Regions from separate parts of the Mus musculus genome. Here region 1 is linked to region 2. The links are chromatin loops, found by intact Hi-C in ENCODE. Cell type or tissue: heart. All regions are shown on one strand. Each heading gives the region's core, and the rest is flanking DNA. Links, peaks and the distances in the headings are about the cores only.

Region 1 (15,796 bases), core at 6,252-11,251, 51 kb after region 2:
AGAACCACCAGCCCCTGCCTCCTGAGTGCTGGAATTAAAGGCACTACCACACTTAGCCTGTATTTCTTTCCTTAAAGTCTAGCTTGTTTGATTCTGTGCTATTTGTATGGATTCTCTTTGGGTAGTGTTTACATAGTACCTACCAGTCCTTATCTGTTTAATCAAGCAATAGATTCTAATTTCTTGAGACATAAACTTCCTTCCATTATTAGCCACACAATACCAAAGTACCAACTATTTATACAGCATCTACACTGTGCTAGATATTGTAAGAAAGCAGAAAGGAATCAATACTAAGGTTATAAGCTGTATGCAAATACTATATACCATTTATGTAAGGGACCTGAACATCTTTAAATTTAGTGTCCCTGAAATGATGGAACTGGAACCAATTCCCCCTTCAAATATCAAGGGACAACTGATGCATATTTCCTATACATCAGTTAGCTTTGTTCTCCCTCCTTGCCTCCTCTCTTCTCTGTTTTCCTCTCTTCCTCCTTATCCTTCTTCTCAATTTGACAGTCTGGCTACATAGTCCAGGCTGGCAATGAATATCTGGCAATCATACTGTTCCAGCTTCAGTAGAGTACAAGGACTGTAGCCATACACCACCATACCCAGCATATCTGTTTTTCTCTTAAATTCTTTTTGATTAAGCAGTCTTATTCATTGTGTCTTTGACTGATTACTTTGCAATTACAATACACATTCTTAATTCTTACATTCTATCTTAACAAGACCCCAAATAATTCAAGTCCTTAAAAACAACATAACTTAGCTGGATATAACTGCACTTCCCTTTAATCCTAGTAGTACTCAGGAGGCAGCAGGAAGATCTCTAAATTCAAGGCCACCCTAGTCTACATGATGAGTTTAGGCTAGCCAGAGCTACAAAGAGAAACCATGTCTCAAAAAACAAAAGAAACAATGTAACTCAGATAATTGTCCATTTACTAGTGTGTGTTTTACTTCTACAAAACAAACAAACAAACAAACAAACAAAACACTTTAAAGCTCTATTGCTAAAGAAAATCACATAAGGGATAGAACGATAGATCAGCGCACTGTTCCATCACTCACATCGCAATTCATAACATATGGTACACTGGTAGACATGCAAGTAAAAAAAATCTATGCAGATTATTTTATAATAAATAGGGCAGGGTGGCATTCAAAAGAAAACTGAATACAGAATAAACAAAGTAATACTATGATTTCAGCTACCTTGATATTTGCTCAAATCGTATATAAGCCTAGCAGCCAATATTAAGGGATATGGTGCCGTGGCCACATTGTCAGGCACTGGGCAGCTTCTGCTGCACACAGGACTCTAACATGGCTCTAGCTTAGATAGCTTTATACTCAGTGAGGATTACAACTTTCCCCTCCTTAACATTAAGAATTCCCATTTGGGGCTGGTGAGATGGCTCAGTGGGTAAGAGCACCCGACTGCTCTTCCGAAGGTCCGGAGTTCAAATCCCAGCAACCACATGGTGGCTCACAACCACCTGTAATGAGATCTGACTCTCCTGGAGTGTCGGAAGACAGCTACAGTGTACTTATTACATATAATAAATAAATAAATCTTAAAAAAAAAAAAAAAAAGAATTCCCATTTGTCTCAACCTTTCCTCCTACTAGAATATTCCTGTGAATGATCTGAATGAATTTCTACACTAGACAGAGTAGTCTATTAACTTGGCTGCTAAGCTATTTAACTCTTAAAGCTGATCACATAAAATTTATTTTTGTAGGCCCAAACAGCTTAACTACTGACAATTTTATATGGTTCACAGTATAAGATATAATAAAAGCCAGACCTAAGGAAGAAAACACAGAAACAGCTCTAGTGACAAGAAGAAAGAACACTGCTCAAAAGAAAACCTCTAGTTCTTCTTTCACCAAGCCAAGATTGAGAAAACCAAGACTTGGGCTGGAGAGACGGCTTAGCGGGTAAGAGCACTGAGTGCTCTTCCGAAGCACCACCTTCTTTCTACTACAGAACTACACTTGAATTCTCTTCTCTTTCGTCTAGCATATAACAGAATATCTTACATTTTCAAATCCCAGCAACCACATGGTGACTAACAACCACCCACAATGAGATCTGGTGCCCTCTTCTGGTGTGCCTGAAGACAGCAACAGTGTACTTATTAATAATAATAAATAAATCTTTAGGCCTGAGCGAGCAGGGCTGACTGGAGCAAGCGAGGTTGACTGGCAACAGCAGAGGTCCTAAATTTAATTCCCAACAACCACATGAAGGCTCACAACCATCTGTACAGCTACAGTGTACTCATATACATAAAATAAATAAATAAATAAATAAATCTTAAAATATATGTATATATAAAACCATGACTTAATATTCCCAATCAAAATGTAAGATATTCTGTTATATGCTAGACCAAAGAGAATTCAAGTTTAGTTCTTTAGTAGAAAGAAGATAATCAACAAGTTATCTAGAAATACTGTTGTAGCTGCTAGAAGAAATGAAAGAACAAGCTTGTGTCAGAGTCCTTTAAAGCTAATTATGGCGGGGGGTGCACACCTTTAAATCCAAGCACCTGGGAGGCAGAGGTGGCCAGATTTCTGTGAGTCTGAGGCCAGCCTGGTTTACCCAATGAGTTTCAGGACAGCCAGCCAGAACTTATGTACAGAGACCCTGTTTAAAATTTAAAAAAAAAAAAAAGAAGAAAGAAAGAAAGAAAGAGAAAAAGAAAAAAGAAAAAAGAAAAAAAAGAAAGAAAAGACAGACTTTTTTCCTTAAGTGGAAAGTACTGGACTAAACATAGGACTGCTCAGATTATTTCGATTATTACTAATATTGATTAGTGAAAGGTATAAACTTACAAGGCAAAGCAGACTGGAAAGGAGATAGCAATAAACAAGAGAAGTCAACAAAACTTGGGAAGACGAAATGAATGTACATAGTGAAACAATAAACCTTGCTTTCAGCTTTTTTGAGTCAGATAGATACGTAGCAGGTGCTACAGTGGAAAACAACAAGAAGCCGGCCAACTGTTCCCAAACTACAATCCTGTGTTGAGGACTGGGAACACATGAGGCTGCTTTAAAAGCAGGGCTGATTCAAATGGTTAAACATACCAACTCAATATTTTAATACACACTAAGCCTAATGGTCAGGGCTCTGCACTGTAATGAGACTGAATCAACCAACCAGAAGGATGCTGGGCTGACTCTAATCCTGCTGAGGGCTAAAGTAAGGACAATGGAATTGAACCACAAACTGGGACTTTCAATGTCTCTCCTGGTCTTCTAGAGCACAAGCATCCAGGCCCATTACAGCAGCCACTCAAACACAAAGGTGAAGGGTTAAATGAAGAAAAAACAAGAAAGGACCTATAGATGATAAAACTTAAGGGTCTGAAAACAAAACAAAACAAAAAATTGGTCTAATTATGCCATAACAAAATCTATTATCATACAGGTTCTCACCAAAAATACACCATCTAATGGATCTCTCATGGCAAACTCTGAAGAATCAGCATTTGTGTGAGCTTTTTTCCCCCATTTATCTATTTATTTTATGTATATGAGTACACTGTCGCTGTCTTCAGACACACCAGAAGAAGGCATCAGATCCCATTAAAGATGGTAGTGAGCCACCATGTGGTTGCTGGGAATTAAACTCAGGACCTCTAGAAGAGCAGTCAGTGCTCTGAACCGCTGAGCCATCTCTCCAGCCCTTGTGTGTGCTTTTTTTTTGAGACAGAGTTTCTCTGTGCAGTCCTGGCTGTCCTGAAACTTGCTCTGTAGACCAGCCTGCCCTCAAATCCAGAGATCTGTCTGTCTCTGCCTCCCGGGCACTGGAATTAATGACATTTGCTAACACGACAGGCCCAGTGAAAATTTTAGCATATTATACACTTTAAAGATTGATTAACTCAGGCTGAGGAGATAGCTCAGCAGGTAAAGTGCTAATTTCCAACTGTACAACTGACTTAGTATTTTAGCCAGGTATGGTGCAGCATGACTTTGGCCCCAGCATTCTAGAGGCAGTGGCAAGTGGATCTCTGGTCTGAAGAGAATTCCAGGCCAGCCAGGGTTCTTATACAGAAAAAATCCTGTCTCAGAGAGTGTTTTGCACTTCTTATGGCTACACATTTCACACTTTCAGTAGTGAAAATCACTGAGTCTCTCAGTGTTAACTGATGGATCTCTCAGGTGTGAGGAGAAAACCATGACTGACTAGATATTTGAGGCAGGTTTCAAACAATGGAAGACTAAAACATGGGTTAAGAAGGGGAGACAAACACATTACAGGAAGCAAAAGAAAATATTCCCAAAAGACAAAAGAAAACAAATTTATAAAATAAGAATATGTTGCTTTAAAAATAAAGTCAGGATGGGCAATAGGGTGTACACCTTTAATCCCAGCACTTAGGAGGCAGAGGCAGGTGGATTTCTGAGTTCAAGGCCAGCTTGGTCTACAGAGTGAGTTTCAGGACAGTCAGGTGATGCAGGTTGCCCACAGGGACAACTGTCCCTGTGGCCAACCTGCATCACCGGTCTTAGGGCCACAGTTCAGTTTTCCTCTGTCAAAGCTTTTCACAACTTCATCTGACTCTTCAAATGGTACTAGAATAATATAGAAGTGTGGCACCATTCACACTGAATGATGCAAGATACAAACTAAGACAAAGAAAGAAAAAACAGTGTGTAAATCTTAAAGGAAAGAGATAAAGACAGTGTTTACAGAAAAAAGAATGCTTAAACCATTCATAAATACACAAGTATAATGACTTTTGATCTTTTCCTCTGAATTGCACTACCTTTTACAAGATTTGGGGGAGGGTCTGGAAGGGGTTTCCAAAAGTACTTAATTTTTTTTCTTATTTAATTTTCTTCCACTAAAGCAGTAAAAAAAAAAATTACTCAAAAAATTTACTTAGACACACTAGATGTGAGTCATATATCTAAATGTGATAACTAATTTACTGTATTGGTTTTATTTAATGAGATACACGAGCTAAAAATCCTTGTAACAATAAAAACAAGTCAAAGTTGTTATGAATTTGCTTGCCAATCTATAAATCTCTTCTCTGGTGCAGCAAGTCCACTGGCATAAAAAGCATGGGCAAAATACAAAGACTCAAATATCGTCAGCAGCATGCAGATCCAAAACAGGTGACACTGTGACCTACATTCGCCTTAGCTCTAATCGGCTCAGAGAAAACCTTTATTCCCAGGCTCACAAAGCCATCCTCCTGACAATAGAAAACAGTACTAGTGCTCTTCTACATGACAAGAAAGTGAATCAAGTTCAGAGGACACCTTTTATTTCTAAAAGAATCATTAATCTAATGAGTTTATGACATCTAAGGAAAATGAAGATTGAACAGCATTGTATTATGGAGAAATGTTTTGTCATAGACAGTCAAACTGACCTAACAAACCCATGTACACACCCATTTCTTGTGCTTTGTATCACCACAAAAAGAGAACAGCTCCATGGAGCAGGCTATGATTTCAATATGAAATGTTTCCTACAGACTTGTGTTTGGGATGTTTACTGCCTAGATAATGGAATATTATAAAAGACTGTGGGAAACTTTAGGAGATGAAGGAAACAGGTCATAGAGAACAAGCCTTTGAGGAGTATTATAACCCTAAGCCCCTCCTATCTAGTTATACTTTCAGCTTCCTATATAAAAAGCTCTTTTACCACATGCTCCTGCAGCCATGACACTCTACCTATGCATACAAGGCAAAGCAAACATGGACTGACCACTGCAAAACTGTGAGCCCAAGTATATCCTTTTCCCCTTTAGTAGTTTTTGATAAGTATTTTTTTATAGCAGTGAGAAAAGTAACTTATTTGGACTAGGAAACTTGGATATCTCAGCCTAGAAGAACATATAGTTGTAAGCTGATAAACTGGCTCATCAGATAAAGGTCCTTACCACCAAACATGACCATTTGACTTCAATAGTAGAAGCCCATAGTGGAAGGAAAGAAATGAAACCTGCAAGTTGTTCTATCCTATGGCTATAAAAAGGTTGTTTCAACATCTATTTGCATAGTGGTCTTACAAATTATGTGTGTTTTTTTTAAATTAATAAACCATGTGAGCTCTAAAGAGTTATGCATGTTCTAATAGGTTTCCATTTAACTGAAGTTTTAGAAATCAGATGCATGTAGAGAAGGTGGGAATGATCTTCTGTTAGAGTACTGCATTCATCCAACAAAGCAGTGGCTTTGTTAGTTTGTATATCTTTGGCTCAGGAAGTGACATATTAAGAGGTGTGGCCTTGTTGGAGTAAGTGTGTCACTATGGGTGTGGGCTTTAAGACCCTAATCCTAACTACCTGGAAGTGAGTCTTCTACTAGCAGCCTTCACATGAAGATATAGAACTCTCAGTTCTGCCTGTACCATGCCTGTCTAGATGCTATACTCCCACTTTGATGATAATGGGCTGAACCTCTGAACCTATAAGCCAGCCCCAATGAAATGTTGTCTTTTATAAGACTTGCCTTGGTCATGGTGTCGTCTATTCACAGCAGTAAAGAGCACTGACTGCTCTTCAGAAGGTCATGAGTTCAAATCCCAGCAACCACATGGTGGCTCACAACCACCCATAATGAGATCTGACACCCTCTTCTGGTGTGTTTGAAGACAGCTCCAGTGTACTTATGTATAATAATAAATAAATCTTAAAAAAAAAAAAACCGTAGGACAGGAGTTGGTACAGCAGCAGTTTATTATCAAATGGAAGTGGTATATACATGATAGGACCTGAGTAGGTCCTGAAGGTACAAGCAAGTTACATAAAGAAGTTGCTCAAATCCCTATAGTTTCTACTCCTGCTACAATGTCATCTGCTGCCAAGCGTGAGCCTATAGCCTCATGGGATGTTTCCTATGGTCAGCTGATTGAAGAAGAGAAGACTAGAACCTGGTTTACCGATGGCTCTGCACATTATGCAGGCACCAAGCAGAAGTGAACAGCTGAAGCATTAATCCCCTTTCTGGGACAATCCTGAAAGATACAGGTGAAAGAAAATCTTCACAGTGGGCAGAACTTCAGGCAGTACACATGGTATTACAGTTTGTTTGGAGAAAGAACTGGCCAGATGTACGACTGTTCACTGACTCGGGCTGTAGACAATGGATTGGCTGGATGGTCAGGGACTTGGAAAGATCACAATTGGAAAATTGGTGAGAAAGACATCTGGGGAAAAAGTATGTGAATAGATCTCTACAAAGGGTAAAGGATGTGAAGATATTTGTGTCCCATGTAAATGCTCACCAAAAGGTGACTTCGGGTGAGGAGGAGTTCAGTAATCAAGTGGATAAGACGACCCGTTCTGTGGACAGTCAGCCTTTTTCCCCAGCCATCCCTGTCACTGCTCAATGGGCACATGAACAAAGTGGCCATGGTACAGAAATGGAGGTTATGCTTGGGCTCAACAATACGGACTTCCACTCACCAAGGCTGACCTGCCTACAGCTGCTATTGAATACCAGATCTGCCAACAGCAGAAACCAACACTGAGCCCCAGATATGGCACCATTCCTCAAGGTGACCAGCCAGCAACCTGGTGGCAAGTTAATTACATTGGACCACTTCCTATGTGGAAAGGATAACATTTTGTTCTTACTGCAGTAGATACTTATTCTGGTTATGGATTTGCCTTTCTTGCACGTAATGCTTCTACCAAAGCCACCATCTGTGGGCTCACAAAATCCCTTATCCATTGTCCTGGTATTCCACATAGTATTGCTTCTGACCAAGGAACTCATTTCACAGCCAGAAAAGTGCAACAGTGGGCCCATGATCATAGAACCCACTGGCCTTACCATGTATGTTCCTTCTCTACCATCCTGAAGCAACTGGTCTGACAGAAAGATGGAATGGCCTTTTGTAGACACAGTTATGGCCAGGTAGTGGTGGCACACGCCTTTAATCTCAGCACTCGGGAGGCAGAGGCAGGTGGGTTTCTGAGTTCGAGGCCGGCCTGGTCGACAGAGTGAGTTCCAGGACAGCCAGGGCTACACAGAGAAACCCTGTCTCGAAAAAACCAAAACAAGAACACTCTGCTTGAAGACACAGTTACAGCACTAATTAGGTGGCAGCAGCAATGGAGGGCTGGGGCAGTGTTCTTCAGAAGGCAGTATATGCTTTGAATCAGCATTCAATATAAAGTACAGTTTCTCCCATAGCCAGGATTCATGGGTCCAGGAATCAAGGTGTGGAAAAGGGAATAGTTCTACTTACTATCACTCCTAGTGATCCTCTAGAAAAATCTTCACTTCCTGTCCCCACAACCCTAGGTTCTGCTTGCCTAGAAGTTTTGGTTCCAGAAAAGGGAGTGCTCCTACCAGCAGCCACAACAAACATTCTATTGAACCGGAAGCTCAGACTTCCCCCTGGGCTGGGCTTCTATGTCCTTAAACCAACAGGATAAGAAAGGAATATCAGTGTTAGGAGGGGTGATAGATCCAGATTACCATGGGGAAACTGGACTGCCTCTTCACACTGGAGGTAAGTAGGATTGTGTCTAGAGTGCAGGAGATCCCTTAGGGTGTTGTTTAGTACTACCATGTTCTGTGATTAAAGTCCATGGGAAACTACAACCCTAATCCAAGCATGATGACAAAGGACACAGATCCATCAGGAATGAAGGCATGGATCACTCCTCCAGGAAAAGAGCCAAGACCTGCTGAGGTACTTGCAGAGAGTGGAGGAAATACAGAATGAGTAATAGAGGAAGGTAGTTATAAATACCATCTAAGGCCACGTGACCAATTGCAGAAATGAGGATTTTAAAGTAATATAAATGCTTCTGTTTTATTTTGTTAAGAACACATTTGTATAGTATAAGCTTTTTGTGCTTTCTTCCAATTTCTTTAACATTAATTGGTATTTATGTTGAGACACTAAAAGAATGTTTCCAAAGGACATTGCCTCATTGTAAATTTATAAATGCATTTGTGATTGTACAAGGAATAGTTATATTATGTTAAGCGTATTCATGATGACCTTGTTATTGTTGCATGTGGACATGAAATATTATTTGTGTCAGGTTGACAAGGGGTAGATTGTAATGGCTATTCTTGGTTGTCAACTTGATTATATATGGAATGAACTACAATCCAGAATTGGAGGGCTCACCTGTGATCCAGATCTTGAATCTGGAAGACACAAGTTTCTGACCTGGATCTTAGCATTGAGATCTTGAGGCATAGTGGCTACGAAAAGCTTAGGCCCAGGCAAGGTAGTACATGCCTTTAACCCCAGGAAACAAGGGAAGGAGATCTGTGAATTCAAGGTCTGCCTAGGACAAAACAAGTCCCAGATCCAGGTGTGGTAGTATACACCTTTAATCTGGGCCACACCTTTTGCTGGAGACCTACACAAGGACATTGGAGAAGGAAGATTCGCTCTTCTTCACCTGCTTGCATTTACTTGCCAACACATCTGTTGGAATCTATTTCCCACTCACAGTTGGGGTACATTGTTGGGGTGGTTGGACTACCTCACAATCACAACAAATTCTCTTAATTATATTAAGACATTCCATAAGTTCTGTGACTCTTGAGAAACCTGACTAATACAGAGACTATGGAGAAATACTGGCTTGTTCCCCATGGCTTGCTTAACACACTTTCTTATACATGCCAGAACCATCAGCCTAGGAGTGGCACCGTACAAAACTGGCTGGACCCTCCAATACTTATCAATCAGCAATTAATTAAATTGACCACAAGCTTGCCTACAGGCCAATCTGGTAGAAGCATCTACTCAATTGAGGTTCTCTCTTCTAAAAATGACTAGCATGTGGTAAGTTTACATAAAACTAGCCAGTACAATCTTAGTCTTACAGGTAGGATTCTATGTATGATGTTTAATACTCAAAAGGGAGAGATAAAAGTCTTATCTCTATAGACTGAAATTTACTTACTTGCCAATTCAAATATCTCTAAAACTTTTATGCTTAGTTACAAATTATACACATAGAAGTTTTTCTTGTACATACCTACCATAAACAAAAATTGAAGTATAAAGGGTGAAGGCTTAAAAAATCATGGAAGCCAGGCAGTGGTGGCGCATGCCTTTAATCCCAGCACTTGGGAGGCAGAGGCAGGCGGATTTCTGAGTTGGAGGCCAGCCTGGTCTACAAAGTGAGTTCCAGGACAGCCAGGCTACACAGAGAAATCCTGTCTCAAAAAAACAAAAACAAAACAAATAAAAAATCATGGAAGTTGAGGTGTCCCCCCCCCATCCCATTGATTATATATTGTAGTGCAGTTGGTTGAGTATTTAGATATAAAGAACAAAAACAAATCAGCCAACAATAGTCTATTTTCTACATATACACATCATTTGAGGGGACGCAGTAGTGGCTTTCTGGCAATTTCACTGTGACTTTTTGATTGTAGATAGAAGAACAAATTGGAAACAGAGTTTTCCATTTTATCTAAGTTTCTTTTTATAAACTAACTATCATGTCTCAAACCTTTTGTCAATTACTTAAGATCAATATTTTCCTTTTTGTCGTTTTAGGAAAATTAGTTTGTAGTTCATTTAATTTTTTGCCAATATACTTCTTTTAAAGATCTTCCATAGCTTCTGAACTTAGAACATACTGTCTACTCTAGATGCACAATAAAAACCAGCCAATATTAAACTATCCGTGCTATGGAAAAAGCAGCAAGAACTTATCCACCGTTCTACTAGCACTCTGGTCATGAAGAAGTTTGACTTTTCCCTAGATCCTAATTAACTCATTAAAAAAATTTTTTTTTTAGATTTATTTACTCGGTTTTGCCTGCATATACATCTGTATATCAAGAGTATGACTAATTCCATGTGGAGATAATAAGACAGTGTTGGATTCCCTGGAATTGGAGCTTTGGATGGTTGTGAACTGCCATGTAGATGCTAGGAACCAATCCTAGATCCCCTGTGTTACACATTTCTTCTAGGCACTGATAAGTTACCTAGCAACAGCCATGGTTGCTATAAAAAGACTGGCCTCCCTTTCTCCCTCTCTGATCCCTTTCTCTTTCTCTGGCCTCCCTCTCTGGCCTCTCTTGTCCTTTCCCCCTTCTCTCCATGAATTCATGGCAGGCCAATTCCTTCTCCCCCCTCCCTCTCCCTGTCCTTCTCTGTCCCCTCTCTTTTTCCCCCTGTACTCCATTCTCAACCCCACTTCCCATGCTCCAAAATAAACTTCATTTTATACTAACCCTATTGTACAGCTGGTACCTTAGAGGGGATGCCTCAGCATGGGCCTGCTAAGGCCCTCCCTCCCTGCTGCATCAGCCCATGTTTTACAGAACTTACTACTCTGTATCAGCAGCAAGTGCTCCTAACTCCTAAGTCATGTCTCCAGGCCCTAGTTACATAATTTTAAGAGAGGCTATGGGCAGGTAAACAACCTTACAAAATAATATACCAACTATATCAGGAAAAGCTTGATCATTGAATGGCCTGTTAAAAGTCAATATTGTCAAGGCATATTAATAAGGTTACGTAAGTATGGATTTTGCCTTCATTACCATTTCTTAGTATAACTCTAAAATGTTGTATTGTGTCATGAGATTTCCATATGAATTCTCCACACCCACCCATACTCACAATGCATAAATACCTTCACAAACACTGCTTATTTAGCTGGTTATCACAGTAAATAAGATAGATTTTAGACATTCTAAATAACCCTTTGTTAATTTCTTTAGAAACATAAGCATATACAACATCACTACTCAAATTTTAATTATAGTATTAAAAGTAACTCTATAGCTAGGGAGATGTCTCAGCAGACTTAAGCCTCTGCTGCAAACCTCACAACCCACATGAGGCTAGATGTGGTGGATGCCAGCACTCTTCTGGAGAGACTGGGGGTGGGCAGAGACAGGAGACTATAGAGATATTTTCAAAGTCTTACCTATACACAAAGCAAGAGGCATACATTAATGTAAAATGTGTAGTAATTATGACTTTTTAAATGTCAAGGTTCAAAAGTGAAATCTTATCTGCTTAAATTGACCAGTGAGATCAAAGGTCATGCTGATGTAACAACCAAGTAAAATTTTAACACATATTTGTCAATTTCTGAAATACACACTTTGCTAAGTTCACTTCTGTGCCAACTTGCCAAAGCTGCCTGTTTTTCTTAAGAAAGTTATGCTGTGATCACTAATGAAAACAATTTATTCTAGAGATTGTCTTATATTTAATGTCTGAGCATTGTTTGTCTCTTTAAAGTGAGGCCTTGCCAGTGTTCTAGATAATAAGAATGGTGATCTCCTTGGGAAGCTAGTTTTCCTTCTAGCTTTTAAAACTCAAGGTTATGACAAAGGACCAAGGCCCTGTGAACAGAAACCACATTCATGTTAAATTCCTTTAGAGTTCCCTTTACCCTAAAGCATAGGACTTTTTTTTTTTTTTTTTTTTCCACTGAGACAGGGTTTCTCTGTATAGCCCTGGCTGTCCTGGAACTCACTTTGTAGACCAGGCTGGCCTCGAACTCAGAAATACACCTGCTTCTGCCTCCCAAGTGCTGGGACTAAAGGCGTGCGCCACCACACCGGGCTAGGACTACTTTTTAAGATAAAGGATAATAGGTTAAATTTAATTTTTTGTTTGTTTTCATGCAAGGTCTCTCTATAGAAGCTGAGCCAACTTCCAACTTGGATCCTCTTGCCTAGCCTCCCCAGAGCTGGGATTGATTATAAGCAAGCACTACTACGAATGGCTCAAAACTTAAAGAATGGACTCCAATTTGCTTTATATTAATCTTCATCCTAAAACTTGCTGTTTCTGGGGCTGGTGAGATGGCTCAGCAGGTAAGAGCACTGACTGCTCTTCTGAAGGTCCTGAGTTCAAATCCCAACAACCACATGGTGGCTCACAACCATCCGTAATGAGATTTGATGCCCTCTTCTGGTGCGTGTGAAGTCAGCTACAGTGTACTTATGTATAATAATAAATAAATCTTTAAAAAAAAAACCTTGCTGTTTCTGAACATAAGAAATATGATTCAGATTTGAAAGACAAACATATAACAAATCTACCTATGATGTTAAACTTTGCGCAATTCACTCATTTCTTTCATATTTTCCAATGTATTGGAATGTAAGTTTCTCAGGTATATCCTAAAGATTCTTTAGGTTTCATTGATATCCACTGTCATGTCTTTCATTTATCAACGTCAGTAACACCTTCTTTTACTTCCAATCAAACAACCACATTAAAGATTGACTTTTTTAAAAAAAGGATTGATTTATTTTGATTTTATGTATGACTATTCTGACTGCATGTATTTCTGTGTAACTCACTTGTATTGTGCTCTTGAAGGACAGAAGATGGAGTTAGATTTCCTGGAACTGGAGTGACAGGTGGTTGTGACCTATGAAGTGGGTGCTGGAAACCTGAGTCCCCTGCAAAAAGCAAGTGCTCCTACCTGCTGAGTCATCTCTCTAGCTCTATAAACAAAGTCTTCTGGGACCACCATGGACACACTGAACAGCAAGCCTCTCAGTGATTTCCTGACTCACCACAGTAACACTGCAATTACACATGTGCCCTACCACAACTGGCTTTCTGTGTGGGTTCTGGAATCTGAATTCAAGTTGTCTGGCTTGTACAGCCAAGTGCTTCTGCCCACTAAGCCAACTCCCTGACCTCACCACATTCACATTACATTATTTTAAATTTGTCTACAAAGGATGTAACTACACACTCCAGCTCTAAGGGCTAAAGACTAACAATCCCAAAGTTACTTAACTTGGTGATCAGTTGTAAGAGACCAAAATTATGTTTTCATTTTTAATTTATGGCCACTTTTCTAGTCGGTATTATTAACTGTCTATAAAACATTCCCTTGTAGGTATCAACAATCCAAACAATATTAAATATACAGAATATAAAGATCTTTGCTAGAGTTTATAAAAACTACACAGCATTTTTCCAATGTTAATTGAGAAAATAAATAGTACTTCCTTAAGGTTTCTAAGCAAATCTTATTGCTTAAAATTCCTTACCTTTTCCCATTTCAATTGTCAAACTCTACATCTTCTACTATTTGTTCCACAGCTATAGTAATCAAGTCAATTCAATTTACAAGAGCATATGCTTCATTCCTAAATCTCATTCCCTATTTCTCATCTCCTCCTGTACTGGCCTAGGACCCCACCTAGTGGACAGCAACAGGAATCACCCTTTCTACTTTTTCCCTGCACAAAACACTGGTTTACTAGATTAGTTTATTGGTTAACTGATACTATTCTAGCAATTTCTTTAACAGGTACTGTTTGGCTTTGAACCCTGGGACAAGAGACTGGGGTGCATATTTTACATATCAAAGCCGACCTGGCCTCCAGGTTCTCCCAGCATTCCTCAGTCCCTACCTGGCATACCCTGCCCCCAACCCTGAACTTCCCAGCCCATGGGCTGGGGCTGTCTTTTCCCCAGCAGCTCTTCCCTATAATCCAGATAGTTTGGGTCCCTCCCACACCCCACATCTCCTTCTCCCTCTCTCTGTGTGGTGCCATTTCTCTCTTTCTCTTCCCTTTCCCCACTTCTCCCCCTGGACTTTCCTGGATCAGTCCTTGGGGCCAGTAAACTGGACAACCTGAGAAACTTCTCAATAAACCTGAATTTAATAAAATATAATGTGGCTTGAACTGGCTCATTACACTGGCAAAGAAATAACTTATCACATATATCTCCCTCAAAACACTTACTGTTTATATATTATATAATATAGCAGTGAATATACTACTATAACATAGTATAGCTACTATAATATAATAGTATATAATATATATAATAATATATAATATATATATATTATAGTAGTTAATCCCAAAGAGCACCCAACTACAGCCTAATAAAAATAGTACATCTCTTAATTTTGTCTCTAAAAGGGAAAAGAGAATAGAGAATTCTAAAACAAATAGTGAATTCTCAACTTCAATAACAAGGATCAATGACTCCAAATTTTTTTCTTTAGAAGATCCAAGATTTGCATTGACCTTTTCGTGTCCCTCTAAGTTTGTTCTCAGAAACTTTGATTTCTTTCTATTTTATAAAAGCAGCAGAGTGTAAAGGACAGATTCTTGCTGCACTTACTATGTGATCACACTGTAGCACGTAGCACAGGGTGCAGACAGCATTCTAACAAGATATTAGAAGAATGGCTTTTTGGCCTACAGTGTCAATCTTCATATATACCATTTCTTTCTAACTGAAATTTAGAGTGGCTTTACCCATAGGAACAATTGTGCTTCATGACCGTCACCTCACAGCTAAGCTCTCTGAAACCTTAGCTAGATTTTCTTCTGTGTTATTCCATTATGAATAAAACTAGAAAAAAAAACTCTCTTGTATTTTCAAAATTTACTTATAACGGTTTTTTATTATAATATTAGTATAATATATCATTTCCTCCCTCTAATCCCTCCCACATATCCCCCCTTTACTCTCAAATTCATGGTTAATTATTGATACTATATATATTACATACACTTTATTCCTAAACACAACCTGCTTATATTATGCTACTTATGGTATTATTATGCTATCTATGATATCAGGGATAACTACTTGGTATTAAATAACCAATCAGGCGGGCTCTTCCAATTTCTAACTACATGCTAAATATCTGTTCTTATATCTATAGATAGATTTAGTTCTCACTCCTCATTAAAGAAACACACTTTTTTTTTTTCTTTTTCTTTTTTCGAGACAGGGTTTCTCTGTGTAGCCCTGGCTGTCCTGGAACTCACTCTGTAGACCAGGCTGGTCTCGAACTCAGAAATCC
Region 2 (15,796 bases), core at 5,112-10,111:
GTACATGGTATTACTACATTAGTGCTATTCAGAAATATAACTGGCTATTAAGATTGTGAGTTTGTGGTCAGCCTGGGCTTAATTTGGAGGAGGAAAAAAAAAAAACCTGTGTCTAAGTCTTTTACTTGTTGTTATTTTAAATGAAGATAATATACAATGCTACAAAAACATTATAAATGTTTTCCCTTTTCCTTCCCTTTTTTGGATGCACTAAGAATTGAACCTAGACCGTAAGCATCCAATGCAAGTGACATTTCACTGATTTGACAGTTTCAGTAGAGCAGCTTCTTCAGGAAGAAAAACAAACAAACAAACAAACAAGATTCTTGGGCTGAGGCTGTCTCTCCATGGTAGAGTACATGGTAGCATGTACAAGAATTCAGGTTCAAGATAAGAACAAGGGAAAGAGCAAATAACCATGGAACCCAGGCTGCCTTAATCTTCCAAATGAAGCTCTATCTTCCATGCTAAATAAAGGAACGCAGCACTTTCAAAAGCAGACAGTGAATCATCATAACTCAGTATACTACCAGGTAACTATCATTTAGAGGAAGCATGGGTAAACTATTCTTTAAAAAAAGGTAACAAGGAGCCGGGCGTGGTGGCGTACGCCTTTAATCCCAGCATTTGGGAGGCAGAGGCAGGCGGATTTCTGAGTTCGAGGCCAGCCTGGTCTACAAAGTGAGTTCCAGGACAGCCAGGGCTACACAGAGAAACCCTGTCTCGAAAAACCAAAAAAAAAAAAAAAAAAAAAAAAAAAAAGGTAACAAGGGCAGGAGATGATCCATGGACAAAGTGCTTGTCAGGCAAATATCAGATGTCTTGAGTTCATATCCATAGACCCCCACTCCCACCCATGGTAACTGCTAGGTAGTTAATGTGTGATAGCCTACTTGTAATCCCAGCAGCAAACTGGTGGAGTAGACTAGCCAGAGACAAATTGAGGCTCAAATGGAGAGACTCTGCTTCAATATATGAAGTAGAGAACAACTGAAGAAGACACCTGACATCAACTTTATTCCTCTACATCCATGTTCACACATGTGCACATGTAGTCACAAACACATATGCACCATCTACATACATAAAAAGGGGTTGAGAGATGGCTCAGAGGTTATGCACAGAGGTTATGCTAATGTTGCAGAGAACCTGATTTTGAATCCTAGCATCCACACAGGGGCTCACAATTATCTGTAAATACATTTCCAGGGGATCTGATGCCCTCTTCTGTCCCCTGCAGGCATGGCATACACATAGTGCATATACATACATGCAGGCAAAACACTCATAAAAGAAATCTTTTTAAGTGCACTGTTATTTTACCACATGAAAAGCTGTTTTATTGAACTACTGTTACAGGGACAAAAACTCTCTTGAAACTCCACTTAGATAGCTATTTCATGATTTCTAAATCTTAGGCGAAGAACATGCCAGTCAGGGATTGACAAAGAGTCTTCAAAGCTTTCTGAGCTTTTTTTCCTAGGCATATCTGTGTCCTTTCTAAAAATACAATTCTAGCAAAATTAGCTAAGTAAGTTTCAGCTAGAAATCCTTTCTGGGTATGTATCCTCCTCAGTGTCTGACCTGGCTCTCTGTCCTGTCTTACTGCCTCTGGGAGGAATCTTGCCCAGCTAAGTCATTCAGAACCCTCTCCTCTCTTGGCCATCTTCTATCATGACCATCCGTAACCTACAGCTCCTGCTCGTATTGTACTCTCCTTACTGTGGGACACTACATGTGGTCCCTACAGCCTGCCTCACGATGCTCCACCAAGCACCATTGAATAATTCCTTTTCAATAGGTAGTTACATAAGTATGAAATACATCTTCAGAAAATAAGAAAACTACTAAAAATATAAGAATGTTATCTGACGTGGAAACAAAGATTTATTTAATTTGTTCTTTGTAAAATATCAGTTGTCACAGATATCTTGGGAAAAAGTACAAAACCATGACATGATTTAATTACTTAACCTCATCACCGTTGCTTTGCCACTAAGTTGCAGAGAACCCCAGAATTTCAAAGAAACATCTTTTAAATATTAAAGATAGTTAGCAGACTGAAGATAAAGAGCTATAAAAAGAGAAAAAGGAGAAGGAAGAGGAAACAGGAATGAAAAGTAGCTATTAGCTGGCAACTTACTTAAAGGAAATCTTGTCAACTTCTTTGAGCTTATTACCAATGAAGGACCAGGCGATCAGTTTCTTAGCCTTTCACCCTTCCTCTTGAGAAGCCATCACATGACAGAACTCTATTGTTTGGCAACATTAAGTTCAAACCACCAGGCCATACATAGTAAGTAAATGGGTTTGAAGTGTGCTAGTCTGCCTAGTAGACAGATTTGAGTCCTTATTTTTTCCACCCATTCCCTCTGAAACTGTGATTTATGGTGCTTAACAGAGCCAGGGCCCACAGGACGGCAGAAGAACAGGCAAGGCGCTGGCCGTCAAACCTGATGAGCTGGGTTTTAGCTCCAGAACATGGTGGCAGCAGAAAACTGACTGCAATTACAATAAATCAAAGTTTCGAACCAAAAAACCAGGAAGAGAACAGACAAAGCATACACAGGACAGCAAGGTGAGCTGTCAAAGGCCAGTGAGCTGCCTGAGGTTACCAACACCAGACAGAGCATGTATTTAATAAATGCTATGAACAAAACCATGCATCTTTGGGATTAGGAAGGAAAAAGGAACGTTGCTCTATCCTGTGCTGGATGAGCTCAGGCTAAGCTACCTTGTCTGCAATGTTTCTCCACATTGTTTCCAGATCTTCTGCCTTGGTAGTTTTTACTTAAGGGCCAAAAGGTTGGAGGAAAAGAGACTGCTAAGAGGATTACTCACACATAGAGTGCAACGATCAGAAGATGTTAAAAAGTGCTGGAGATGAAGGAGAAAAGTGAAGAACAGTGGGGCCTTTGTTTCCAGCGTAAGAGAATGAGACTCCAATATGGAAATTGAAAGCAGGGTTATTTCTTCGAATGAAAATTCTAATTTTAAATTCAAATTCTCTGAATTGTTGTAATGGAAAAAAAAAACCCTAGTCTCTTACACAAATGGTTATATGCATATGCACTAAATAAAAAAATATGTACCTAAATACTAAAAATTATCTACTTTTAGGTTAAAGGAGTAGGCTTTTCACCTATGTTGTTTGCAATTCAGCTGTTCTTCAGTTTTAACTCGAGGAGCCTGAAGATAATGTGGGGGTGGAATGCTTTAAAGACTAAGGACTACTTAGATATGAAGCTAAATCTGAGACTAACATTCGAAATCCATGTGTGCTGTTGATAACTGCATTTTGTCTTCTCTTGTGGCTGATCCTAAGCAGTCAAGTCAACAACAATGAACTCGCAGGTTGATTACATAAGCACAGAACTCTACCTGGATGTAAGGCTTTTCTCTGCAGAGGCACCAACTACACACATATATGTTAGCAATTACTGATATTGAATCAGAGATCAAATGTTTTCTGTGAAAGATAGTAAGGCTGGGGTATGTTCAGTCTAAGTCCTTCATATGCTCTCCTCAGCCATGGTTCAGTTTTGATCTATACCTGGCTCCCAACACACTTACAGAGACATCTGGCTCTCTCTGAGAAGATTAAGTCTTAAGTAGTTTTTTATTGTCTGTCGACCCATCCATCCATCTGTCCGTCCGTCCGTCCATCCATCCATCCATCCATCCATCCATCCATCCATCTTTTGTATCCCATATATGTGGAGGTTAAAGGTCAACTTGCAGAACTTGGTTCTCTAGTTTTCTTCTTCCACTATATGGATCCTGGGGAATCAAACTACTCAGGTCTGTCAGGCAAGGTAGCAAGGCAGGGTACCTATTAAGCTATCTTACCAGCCCTAGGAAACTGTTTTCTAAAAGTAATATAACCAGAGAATACATGTAGGTTTGTAGCTTAAATATCTATTTCTGAGAGCCATAGGGAAATATATCACTTTTATTTAAAAGTTTTATTACATTGCTTTATTTTGTGTGTGTGTGTGTGTGTGTGTGTGTGTGTGTGTGTGTATAGAGAACAACCTCAGACCTCCTTTAGAAGTCAGGTCTCTCATTCCACCATGTGGACCCTGGGAACTAATACTTAGGACATTAGGCTTGGTGGCAACTGTTTTTAAGCCATTTTACTTTAATTGTGTATGTGTGAAAGAGGGTGGGGTTGCTCATGTGCATTAGGCTTATTATCAAGTGTTCTTACTTGCTGGCTCTTATATTACTTTATCTTAAAAGCCAATTTATACAAATCTGTCCTTGTGTGTGAGCATATACATGTACTCATTTAAGTACCCTAAATTGGAAGATCCTTAGGACTTTTCTAGTGAATCTTATTTCATAATAAGAAATAAAAGTGCAGGCACAGCCAGGTGGTGGTGGCGCACACCTTTAATCCCAGCACTCGGGAGGCAGAGGCAGGCGGATTTCTGAGTTCCAGGCCAGCCTGGTCTACAAAGTGAGTTCCAGGACAGCCAGGGCTACACAGAGAAACCCTGTCTTGAGAAAAATGCTTCTGTTCAGACTGAACCCTGACCACATGGCCACAGAGGTATCTGTAGGATTCTAATCCAGTTTTTACACTTCAAAGTAGTTCAGTAGCTCTTCAGATCTCCTCATTGCAAATGTCAAAAGCTGTTCTTAGTTGTAAATCCTATCTCCTCTTTCCTCCATTTAGCCCCAAAACACAGAAGTAATCTGGAATATAATTAATTCAATGGAGAATAACAAGAAAACAAGTAACACAAACAATTTACCACTGCTCCCACAAGGGACAATCACGAGATAAACAGGTATTGGGCAATTTCATTAAGAACCATCCCTGGGGGATGGACAGAGAGCTCAACTCTGGTTGATAATGGTTAACAGTGGCTGCTCTTGCAGAGGAGCAAGGGATGTGATACCCTCTTCTGAGCACAAAGGAGACATTGGTTTAGGAAAAAACCTCTATCCTCTTTTGTTTCTCCAATCTTCTGACCTGGTTTTACATTTTTTTCTTTTTAAAGATTTATTTATTGTTATACATATGTAACTACACTGTAGCTGTCTTCAGACACACCAGAAGAAGGAGTCAGATCTCATTACAGATGGTTGTGAGCCACCATGTGGTTGCTGGGATTTGAACTCAAGACCTTTGGAAGAGCAGTCAGTGCTCTTAACTGCTGAGCCATCTCTCCAGCCCCCTGGTTTTATGTTAATAAGGAAAGTTAAGGAGCTGAGGAGAAGGCTCGCTCAGTCAGTAAAGTCTTGCTTTTGTTGCACAGACTGAGGTTCTGGGTTTGATTCCCATACACATAAAAAAGCCAGGCACGAGGACACATAGAATCCTAGTGCTAGGGAGACAGGAGCAGGCCAAACTCTGGAGCTTGCTGGTCAGCCAGCCTATCTTACATGGTAAACTCAAGGTTCATGGAAGAGACCCTACTGTAAAGAGACAAGGTAGACAGCTCCTAAAGAAGAGCACCTGAAGGTGACCTTTAGCCTCCACGTGTCAGAGGTCTGACTGTGAGAGAAATCTTATATCATAAAAACCCAACCACTTAAAGTAACAGCTTACTAGATATAAAACTTAGGTTTAAAGTACACTGTACTTTAAACTTTAAAATATACTTAAGTACAGCGATTGTATGTGGCTAACTTGTTCTAAGTTGCCACAATAAATATTTGAGCATCTGTAGAAAAAGCTCATTTGATACAGTCAAGGAATTGTCTAAAATGTCTGTATTATACATGTGGCTTTAACAATAATACCTAAAGGTGTGGCCATTGCAGGGTTACTGAGAAAGGAAATGGGCAGAAATCTTTAGAATGGACCGACCTCTGGAGACATTGACTACTAGAGTTCCCCTTTCTTCAAATTCCACACTGGTTTCCTACAGTCAGCTACACTTTCATTTTGTGAATTTTTTCTCCGAATTGTTAATTCTGTAGTGTAGAAAGGAATTCAGATCTCAGTTTACAGCCTCTAGATGTCTTTAGTCCTGTCAGGAAGCTGAGATGCTGGAAGCAGGTATCTCATTGCTGAATATTTACATTTTTGTTTCAATGAGATCACTTTAGTGACCAGAGTAGATTATTAGGTTGAGTAAGAGACATGATAGTGAACTAAGGATATAGTCTAATCTAAGAAACTCAGGTACATTATGTTTCAGAAAATTGTGTGTATGTAGGGGATACTGAGAACTGGACCTAGGGCTTCTGCATGCAATGCAAGTATCTATAACTGAGCTAAATTCTGTTAGGTCACCCCAGGTCTAGAAAGATCTCTACATTAGGAGTTAATGGAAGTACTAGGTAAAGGCAACTGAAGTGTTTCAATTCTGTCTCATGTCTCTGCCCCACATTGGCACTGATGGCGTATAAGATGCAACTGATGGTGTCTCCCTCTCTCTTAAGGCACTTCTATGAATACTTTCCTTCATATCACCCAGCTCATCCTGCACTACCATTCTTTTTTTCTTTCTTACAGATTTATAATTTTTAATTATGTGTTTGTAAATAAGAGTCCCAACTTCCACCGTGGCCAGAGGTGCCAGGTTCTCCAGTTCTGGAGTTACAGGCAGTTGAGATTCACTTGCTGTAAGTGCTCAGAACCAAACTTGGGTCCTTTGGAAGAGTAAGCACTCTTACTACTGTGCCATCTCTCCCGCTCATGTATTAGCATTCTTAATAAAACACTGATAAACAAACTGACCTTTTATAACTTCAGAACAAACACAAGATCTGCCAAGGTTTTAGGATTCAAGAATTAGAACAAACAGAAAAAGAGAGTACAGATCACAGGCACAAATCTGCTAATAAAGCCAGCATTTAAAGTATCAAACTCCAGAGTAAAAAATCTGTTTGGAGCTTAAGTCCAACTGCTCACCAGCAAACAGTATTAATTTTAGACTGTGTGTGTGTGTCCCTCTAAAGAACTGGTTTTGCTTTAAAAAAAAAAATCATGTTCTATAAAGTATTATGTAGTGTTTATAAAATCGACCCATAGTAAATTCAATCTAATGGCCTAGTTTCTATTCAGAACTAAATATGAAATGTGAACATAGGGGGATGTTGCATAAAGCTGGATCATCTTCCTGTTTAGTTCATTACACAGTCCTGTGGTGTTGATCAAAAGATGAAAATTAACAGAGGTGTACATAATTCATAATTCAGGAAACCATTGTGTCACAGGAAAAGCTCTGAAAACAAGTAGCTCAGTGATAAGAATCCTTTTATTAAAAGAAGAACGTGAGAAATATTTCAAACTGGCTTTAACTCAAATTCCTATTTGTTATGCATGCCTGGCATCTTCACATTTAACCCAAGCCTTTCCCAATCCGTCAAGGCAAATGAAACTCTTTTGTTCACTGAAGGGAATGCTTATTTTCTGGTAACTTTTTACCCTGAAACACCCCAAACAACGTCTATTCGGCATGGAAACAGGCTCCCATACCCGAGTGTTGGATACTTTAGTATGATCCAATCATGACTTACATAGCCACACAAACCCCCTCGCACTCAGTCCGAATAGCTATGAGTGAAACAAACAGAAAACATAACAGGATTCTCTATTATCTCAAATTCACTGTCTAAAAATAGCACATGCCCTGGCTGAGCTTTGCTGTTGAGAAGTGCTAAGTTCTAGCAGCTCGGTCAGTTTCCTGTGTCCGCAACCAGCCCCCCACTTAAAGCTGTATAACTACAGTAATGAGGAGATTTATAAAGAGACAGATACACACACATATACAACATACGGTTTCCGAGGACAGTGACGGTTCCATGCTTGTAAGGAAGGAGGAAGAATATGCCGAGTAACCCCTGGGTTTCTCCCAGGTTTGAACATGCTGTACTGTGGCATGAGGTCAGCAGACTGACTCTAGCCCTGTGAGGCTGAATTCTACCCTGACAAAGCAGTATCACTGCAATATGAAGCAAGAGTACCCAGGGCATGTTGGCAGCTATACAGAATGGCTGTTCTAGAAAGTAATGGCAACTCCAAAACAAGAGCTCCATGCTGTCACATGAGATTATCTCCAGTCCAATTAAGCAATGACATAAAAAACACCTTCAACACCGATCATAAACAGCTCACACTAGTAAAAGATAGGAAAAAAGTTCTCTTTAAAAAGGAAGTGAGGAATCTGAAGAAGCCATTGATTCATTCAACTGATATCACAAACATCCTGAATCTGACTGGACAGGAGGTTGGAAGCCTCCTGTTTCTAGACCCTGTGACCTACCTGAGGAGTTTCAAACCCTCTCTGCCATTTTAATACAGAGCAGGTTGAACATTCAGAAAATATGCCTTTGGTAATGGGGACACACACATACACACACACACACACACACACACACACACACACACACACACACAGTGGGACTGAAGGTATGCCTAATAACTTCACTTTTCACATCTGCCCAACTTCACATATACCATTTCTTAGTTCACCAAAAATGTTATGTGAGTGTGTGGGTGAAGCTATGGCTTAGCTGGGAGAGTGCTCACCTAGAACTCACATGACTCTGGGATCAGTCCCAGCACAGTATAAATAGGCATAGCGGTGTAACCCTCTAATCCCAACGCTGGAGCGGAGGCAAGAGGATCAGAAATTCAAGGTCATCCCTTGGCTACATATGGAATTTTAGATCAGCCTCGTGTACATGAGAATGTCTCAAACAAAAAACTTATCTACTTTATTTTTGGTGAGTCTATGGAGACTATGAATACAGGGTTCCTCCTGGTTCCTCCTGGTTCCTTTCACAATCTTGCTATATCATGGGAAGTGTGGTGACAGCCCATTTCTTTTTGGACATTAGAAATTTATGCATACGTGTGTGTGTGTGTGTGTGTGTGTGTGTGTGTGTGTGTGTGTGTGTAGGTTAGAGGTCAATGTGTAGGTTAGAGGTCAATGACATTGGTTACCTTCCTCAAATGTTCTCCACCTTTTAGTGTCTTTCACCAAACTGGGAACTCACAGATTTAAGTTAGATTGGCTGACCAGCAAACACCAGGAATCCTTGTCTCTTCCCCCCTAGCACTGAGGTTACAAATGTGCCACTGCCCTGGTTTTTATATGGGTTCTGGACATCCTTGAGCTTGTTCTCGGGAAGGGTTTACAGACTGAGCCATGTCCTTAGCCCTGCATCTACCTTATTATTATTATGTTTTAAATACAGGGTCTTATCATGTAGCCCTGGTTATCCTGGAACTCACTATATAAACCAGGCTAGCCTTGAACTCACAGCAATTCACTCCATCTGCCTCTCAAATGTTGGGATTGAAGGGGTTCACTGCCATGTCTGGTTTTCTACCTAATTTTGACACGACTTATGATTTTTAAGGTCAATTTATCCCCTAATTTGTTTTACTTGAAGAATAGATTTTAAATCACTTTTAAAACTTTTAGTGTTGTGACCCATGACAGGCAGGGCCCATCTGGATGAACGTTTTACAGACATTCAAAGTAGCACATATTCTGTTGTTTCACACGTTCTAAAATCTAGTGCAGAGCAGATGCTCAGCTCTTCTGGATCTTTCTTTCCTTCCTGCCTACTGGGTTCTATAAATCACTAAGACCAGTCATCTGTGTTATTAATCTGTGGAATGATTGGCTTTCTTTCATAGTTCTACAGCTCTGGTATTGTTAAGACATTTGGTGTTAATGTCAGTGTTATCTTGGTCTTTTTCTTACTCCTTGTGAACTGGTGACTTTATTACTATTTCATATGTCTGTCCACTTTGTACTGTGTTCTAGATACTGAGATTACTGTTGTAAAAATCCAGGCAATGATAAGTACATATAAAGAATAACACTGTTATCTCAGTGGAGACAACCCAGCTGTCCTCAGTTTAGATTTTCCAGCCAGCCTTCTGTAGACTATGTTCCAACCTGAACTAAGTGTCAAAGTCTTTGCAATGTTAAGCAGATTTGCTCCACTTGTGCACCAAGCCCTATCACTAGTCTGGTACCTAGCCATGGTCTAAGCCACACTTTGCTTCTCAAAGCCTGTTTGGGGCCAAATTGTGCATGAATAGCATGAATGTGGGCACATAGGCAAGTTGAATGGTTAGTGAAAACATTTAAGGAGTTACTTTCCAACTCCCGTAAATGTACTCTCCTCACTACTTTCTGGGCAAATGGGGTCCTCCTTATCCAGTCAGAAGGTTGAGAACACCCTTCTCTCAGCCACATAATTTCTAAAGAGTGACTGTTTGGAGGCAAGCAGCTCAGTGGAGAAAGCAAACAGGGTTCATTTCAACCTCTTGGGACCCCTTTCCACTGATCAGAGAGAATGGTTTCCACCCCCAGATTCCTGCTATACTTCAGTCTATCGTTACTATAGAACTGTTTGAGTTTTTTAGCATGAGAGGAAAGAAACAGAAAAAAGAAAAACAAGGCCTTTCTGTGCTTTTTTCTGAGTATTATACTGCTTTTTCCATTTCCTTCAGTTTGAACTCAGGGCTTTTCTTGGGATTTTCTCTACTCACAGTGAGGTCCAATTATGGGTTGTGGAAAAATCTTGAAGATATGGAAGGACAATAAATAAAGTCCTAATTCTGTAAAAAATTACCCTCCCCCATCAAAGGTGGCCTGCCTACTAAGGACTAATAATCCCTCCACCACCTTGTAATTTCATCTCTCTCTCTCTCTCTCTCTCTCTCTCTCTCTCTCTCTCTCTCTCTCTCTCTCTCCCCTTCTCTCCCCTTCCCTTCCCACCCCTCCCCCTCTCAGACAGAGTCTTACTATGAAGTCCTGACTGTCCTCCACTTCATAGAGATCTGCATGCCTCTGTTTCCCAAGTGCTGGGATTAAAGGCGTGCGCCACCACTGCCCGGCTCATTAATTCTTTTAAAACTAGCGAATTTCAAGACTATAAGGCCATACTCCAGACAACAGGGAAAAGACACAGTCTCCACCTGTATTAGAATAAAACCAAGTATACTTCTTGTCTCATGTGCTTGTTAGCCTAGACTGGATTCTGAAGCATTATTTCTGTGAAAAGAAATTACCTTTACAGCATACCTTTCAGAGTTTTCAAATAGTTGTTTTATGGTAGGTGTTAGAGATTCTGTCTTTAAAAAAAAAAGGATTAAAGATGTGACTCAATGATGCTTACCTAGCAAACCATGAGTTCTATCCTAAGCAGTACAAAGACAATCAAAAGTGTGCAAAACCAAACAAAAATGTTGAGCATGACCCTTAATTCCAGCACTTAGGAGGTGGAGGTAAAGGCAGACAGATTTCTGAATGTGACCAAACACCAGTTTGGTCTACATAGTAAGTGGTAGGACAGTCAGGGCTACATAGTAAGATCCTGTTTAAAAAAACTAAACAGCCACAACAACAAAAACAAAACCAACCAACAAAACAAAAGACATACAATGCAATGATGTATAGAGCACTTGGTAAGCAGTGTGCTGTGGTTCCTGTGTTCATAGCATGTCCTGTTCTGTAGACCTAGCTTTTTGTTTTTAAATATACATCAGGCAGAATCTAGAAGACACTGTTACCATAGAAGGTAAGAGGAAATCCATTAGTGCAGTTCACCTTTGCTTGACTTCTAGGATAGGATGTGGAACTGACCCTGATAGACTGTGTTGGTTTTTGCTTATTTACAGGGGTTACATGGGCTAGGGGAAACCATGGTACTCTTGTGGAGATTAGAGCACAACTAGCAGGATTCTAATTTCTCCTTCCACCTTGAATTCAGATTGCCCATGACTGATGGCCTTTGATAACCTGATGAACCATCTGGTCCAGCCCACTCCATCCTTAAGCTGTTAACAAAATAAGAACAAATAACAAAAGAAAGAAAAATTTAAAAAGGAAAAAAAACTGCATAGAAAAAAAGCTTCTAAACTTAGCATATAAAGAAAATATTTTTAAACACCTGTAAAATGTTTACTTTCTTTTCTTTTCCTCTACACACACACACACACACACACACACACACACACACACACACACACACACACACACAGAGTTTCTACATAGTACTGGCTATCCTAGAGCTGACTATGTAGACCAGGCTGAATTTAGACTCTCCTGCCTCTGCCTCCAGAGTGCTGGGATTAAAGGTGGTGAGCCACCACTCTTAGCATGTATGTGGGTTTTAAGTGTTATTATCAAAGGATAAAAAAGTCTACAAAGTAAAATGACTCATAATAAGCTAAGGTTAGATTATTACTGAAGAAAAAAATTTCATGCATCCTAAGAACAAAACATTACAGAAATGTATAGTCCTTTAGTCAACGCACTTCATTCCCTGACTCACCTAGAGCAATGTTCAGTCAATCCTACCAGCTTCTTCATGTGATGTGTCCAATACAAGTATGATATTACAAAAACCAGAAACAACAACAAAACCCCTTTTACCTGCTATTTAATCATAACTTCTATGCTTATACCACTGTGCTACAATTGCATTCAGCTCAGCCACCTGCTGGAGGGGAAGACACAGCAAAGGGGTAACAAGACCTATCTTACATCCCAGCCTAAGCACTAGGGTAACAAGCCATATCTTATGTCCCAGCCTAAGCACAAGGCTGAACCACCTAGCCCTGTGACGGTCGGGCTCACAAGCTCACATTTCCTGAAATGTCAGCTATCAGCTGGGGTGGGGACAGAGCTGTCCTGGAGGCTGGGAAGCAGAGGGAAGCCTGTAGTTGAGCTCCTTCCTCCTTGCCTTTTATTTCATCTGGGCCTCAAGCGGAGATGAAATAAAAGGCACAGTAAGAGTGTGACACCCTCTGCCTTCCTCAATCCTTTAGCAACACTTGTAGACACACCTAGAGGTGTACTTTACTAATCTCCTGGGTGCTTCTCAATTTAAGTAATACATAGACAAATGTGTACTGATGAAAAAATCTTAGAAAACTGCCTCTAAAGATCAAGGAGTAGTACATAAAAGTAAATTCTACATCAAGCAAATACTGTAAAAAGCTTGGCCACTGTTATTAGGTGTTTGTTATGTTATTCTCTTTATTTTTATGCTTAAAATATTTATACCACAAGAAACAGAAAGGAAAACCTACACAGTTTATATGCCAGTTATGCTGCTCGCACCCAGTGGAGTGGCTCAGTACCTGTTTGGCATGTGCAAGGCCCTGGGTTGAATTCCCAGCAGAGCAAAAGCACATCAACAGCCCCAATATTCTGACCCTGCCTTAGTCAAGAATATGCACACATACTGCTAAACCTATGGATCTCGGTGCCCACAGCTCAAATGCTGGTGATCAGCCCCCCCCCCCATCTTGTCAAGTGACTTCTTAATCACCTTCAGAAACAGAATCAGTGCCCTTATGAAAGACTTCTTGCAACTCCCTTGTCTCTTCTACCACATGAGGATACAACAAGAAAGCACCATCCAAAAGGGAACAACAGGCCATCCACAAAAATTAATCTGCTTGTACCTTGATCTTGGACTCCAAAACTGAATCCCTGGGTATAAATTACACAGTCCAGAATATTTATAAATATAGACATGAGAGCTGAGGATGCAATCCAGTGATTGTTTGCCTAGCATGGTACATATACAAGACCTAGTACCACAAACAAAGAAAAAAACCAAAAACACACACGCAAAAGCAAAAAACCCTGGAGATTGGTGGTGGCACACACCTGTAATCCTAGCATTTGAAAGTCTGAGACCAGCCCCAGCTACATAGCAAGATTCTGTCTCCAAAAGCCAAGCAGTGATGACAGCTGAATAGAAATTGGTTTCATTGAACAGACTAAAAACATCTATATGAGATGTGTGGTCTCAGTGACCAATGACAACAGTCCACTGTTTCAAAGGCTTGGAGCCAATTAGTATATGTCTCATACTATTCAGGGCAGGAGAAAAAACTGATAATCTTCAGGCCTTCATTTTTTTTCTTTAGAGCCAGGAGTTTTGACCTTCACAGTTGGTTCCTTAATTCTAAAGCTGTGTTTCAAAAAGTACATCTCTGCTCATGTATTTCAGGACTAGAAATCCTGACTCAGCTTTTGTATATTATATAATTTTGTTGCATGTTATTTTTTAATTCTGTTGTAATAACTGGTGAATTATTAATTCACATCTTACTTTATTTCCAAAAAATGATTTTAAGATAAGTTACAAAGTTTATGTGTGATGGTACCACAGGCTAGTAGCTACAACACTTGGTAGGTGGAAAGGTCATTACACATCTGAGGTTAGCCTGGATTACAAAGACTCTTTTTCTTTTCTTTTTTTTGAGACAGGGTTTCTCTGTGTAGCCCTAGCTGTCCTGGAGCTCACTCTGTAGACCAGGCTGGCCTCGAACTCAGAAATTCACCTGCCTCTGCCTCCCAAGTGCTGGGATCAAAGGAGTGTGCTCCCACTACCTGGTGAAAGGCTCTTTCAAACAAAACAAAAACAAGTTTATGTGCATTTAAAAGCTCAGTAAGAAATATGATTCAAGAACAAAATATAAAGGGGAATAAGAAGAAAGGTAGGGGTTGGGGATTTATCTTAGTGGTAGAGTGCTTGCAGCGCAAGGCCCTAAGTTTTGTCCTCAGCTCTGTGGGGGTATATGGGGGGGGGGGGTTGAAGGAGAGAAGAAAGATAATTGAACTACAGACTGATATAAACTAAAGTAAACACATTTGAGCGCTTTGGATTTTTTTTCTGGCAACACCAGTTCTCACTCTAATTTTTTGTTAGCTGTTAAAAAAAAGTGTTAGCGAATTCATCAGGAACTTAAATGAAGCAAGGAATATATATGTAGATAAATATATAAGAAAAATTAACAATGATTTTATGAAAGGTAGGAAGGCATCCTTCATGCGTCATTCTTATTTATGTCTATAAAGTAAAGCAAGGGCTTGCTGTACAATCAGGGTTCAGTGGCTAGATTCTTATATTTTTCGTTGTGAGCCTAGTGTTTAACGGCTGAGCCATCCCTCCAGCCCCAGTAGCTAGAATCTTATATTCAATACAGGAACCAGCCAAAGCTTGCAGCTTTTTGGTAATCTTCCTTGATACTGGGAAACAGTCTAAGTGACAGACAGCTCATATACCTCTTTGCATACTGGTTTCAAATGTCAGAGTTTAATCTGGGTTTTTAACAGAAGATGGTCAACACAAAGTTGAATTCATTGGGGGCACCAGGAAGGAATTATGTAGTAACAGCTAAGGAATCACCCCCACCTCTCCACATTTTAGTTTCCCATCACATAACAGGCCCATTGCTGTGTTGATGAGCTATTCAAAGAAAAGATTTAGAAAACCATTCTGCAATTTCAGATACCTTGATCCTAAACACTACTTAAACAGGAGTGGGACCTCAGATAAAGAATTATTTACATGCAAATGTACACAAAATGAGCAATTATTTGCTTTGTCTCAACTAATGCCTTTTTAAGATCAAATGTCGTGTGTGTGTGTGTGTGTGTGTGTGTGTGTGTGTGTGTGTGTGTGTGTATGTATGTATGCATACTCAGTCCTGCTACTTCTGGGAAGCTGAGTAGAATAAAAGTAAAAGCAAAGTCCGTGATTTCCAAACTTCTTTACTTGGTCTTCACGTGATTCAAATGCCTCACGTTGACAACAAGCTCAATTATATACCAGTTACCTTTCCTACTCCATTCTTTTATCTCAGATCTACTCTTTTAGTCCATTCATGGAACGTTTCATGAAGAAACTGAAAGGTGATCAGAATTAGTGTTCAAAGTCCTGGGCATCTCTGTGCCAGTGAACATGTCAGTATCTCTGAGAGGTAAACTTCATCAAAGAGCAGCAGTTCCGCCACCTAATAACTTCAAGTCAGCAGCAGTGGATGCAGTACAGCGACAAAGCTTAACCT

What was found. Peaks named below come from ENCODE experiments on the same cell type or tissue, not always from the same donor. Only the 100,000 strongest peaks of a DNase experiment are listed, where the experiment ranks them.
Region 1: it touches region 2 in a loop (2.2-fold over the local background); 4 of 42 quality-filtered maps call a loop at or near these places.

What each region holds. Positions count from the first base shown.
Region 1 is chr6:116,114,712-116,130,507 of GRCm38, forward strand. The region is part of intron 3 of Tmcc1 (transmembrane and coiled coil domains 1); the gene reads right to left. Among named protein-coding and RNA genes, the nearest start is that of Tmcc1, 71 kb to the right of the region's middle. In heart, for the core only: no CTCF peak of the experiment used is centred there; a DNase peak (open chromatin) is centred at 8,370; H3K27ac peaks cover 222 bases.
Region 2 is chr6:116,065,273-116,081,068 of GRCm38, forward strand. The region is part of intron 3 of Tmcc1 (transmembrane and coiled coil domains 1); the gene reads right to left. Among named protein-coding and RNA genes, the nearest start is that of Plxnd1, 78 kb to the left of the region's middle. In heart, for the core only: no CTCF peak of the experiment used is centred there; a DNase peak (open chromatin) is centred at 7,769; H3K4me3 peaks cover 669 bases; H3K27ac peaks cover 2,810 bases.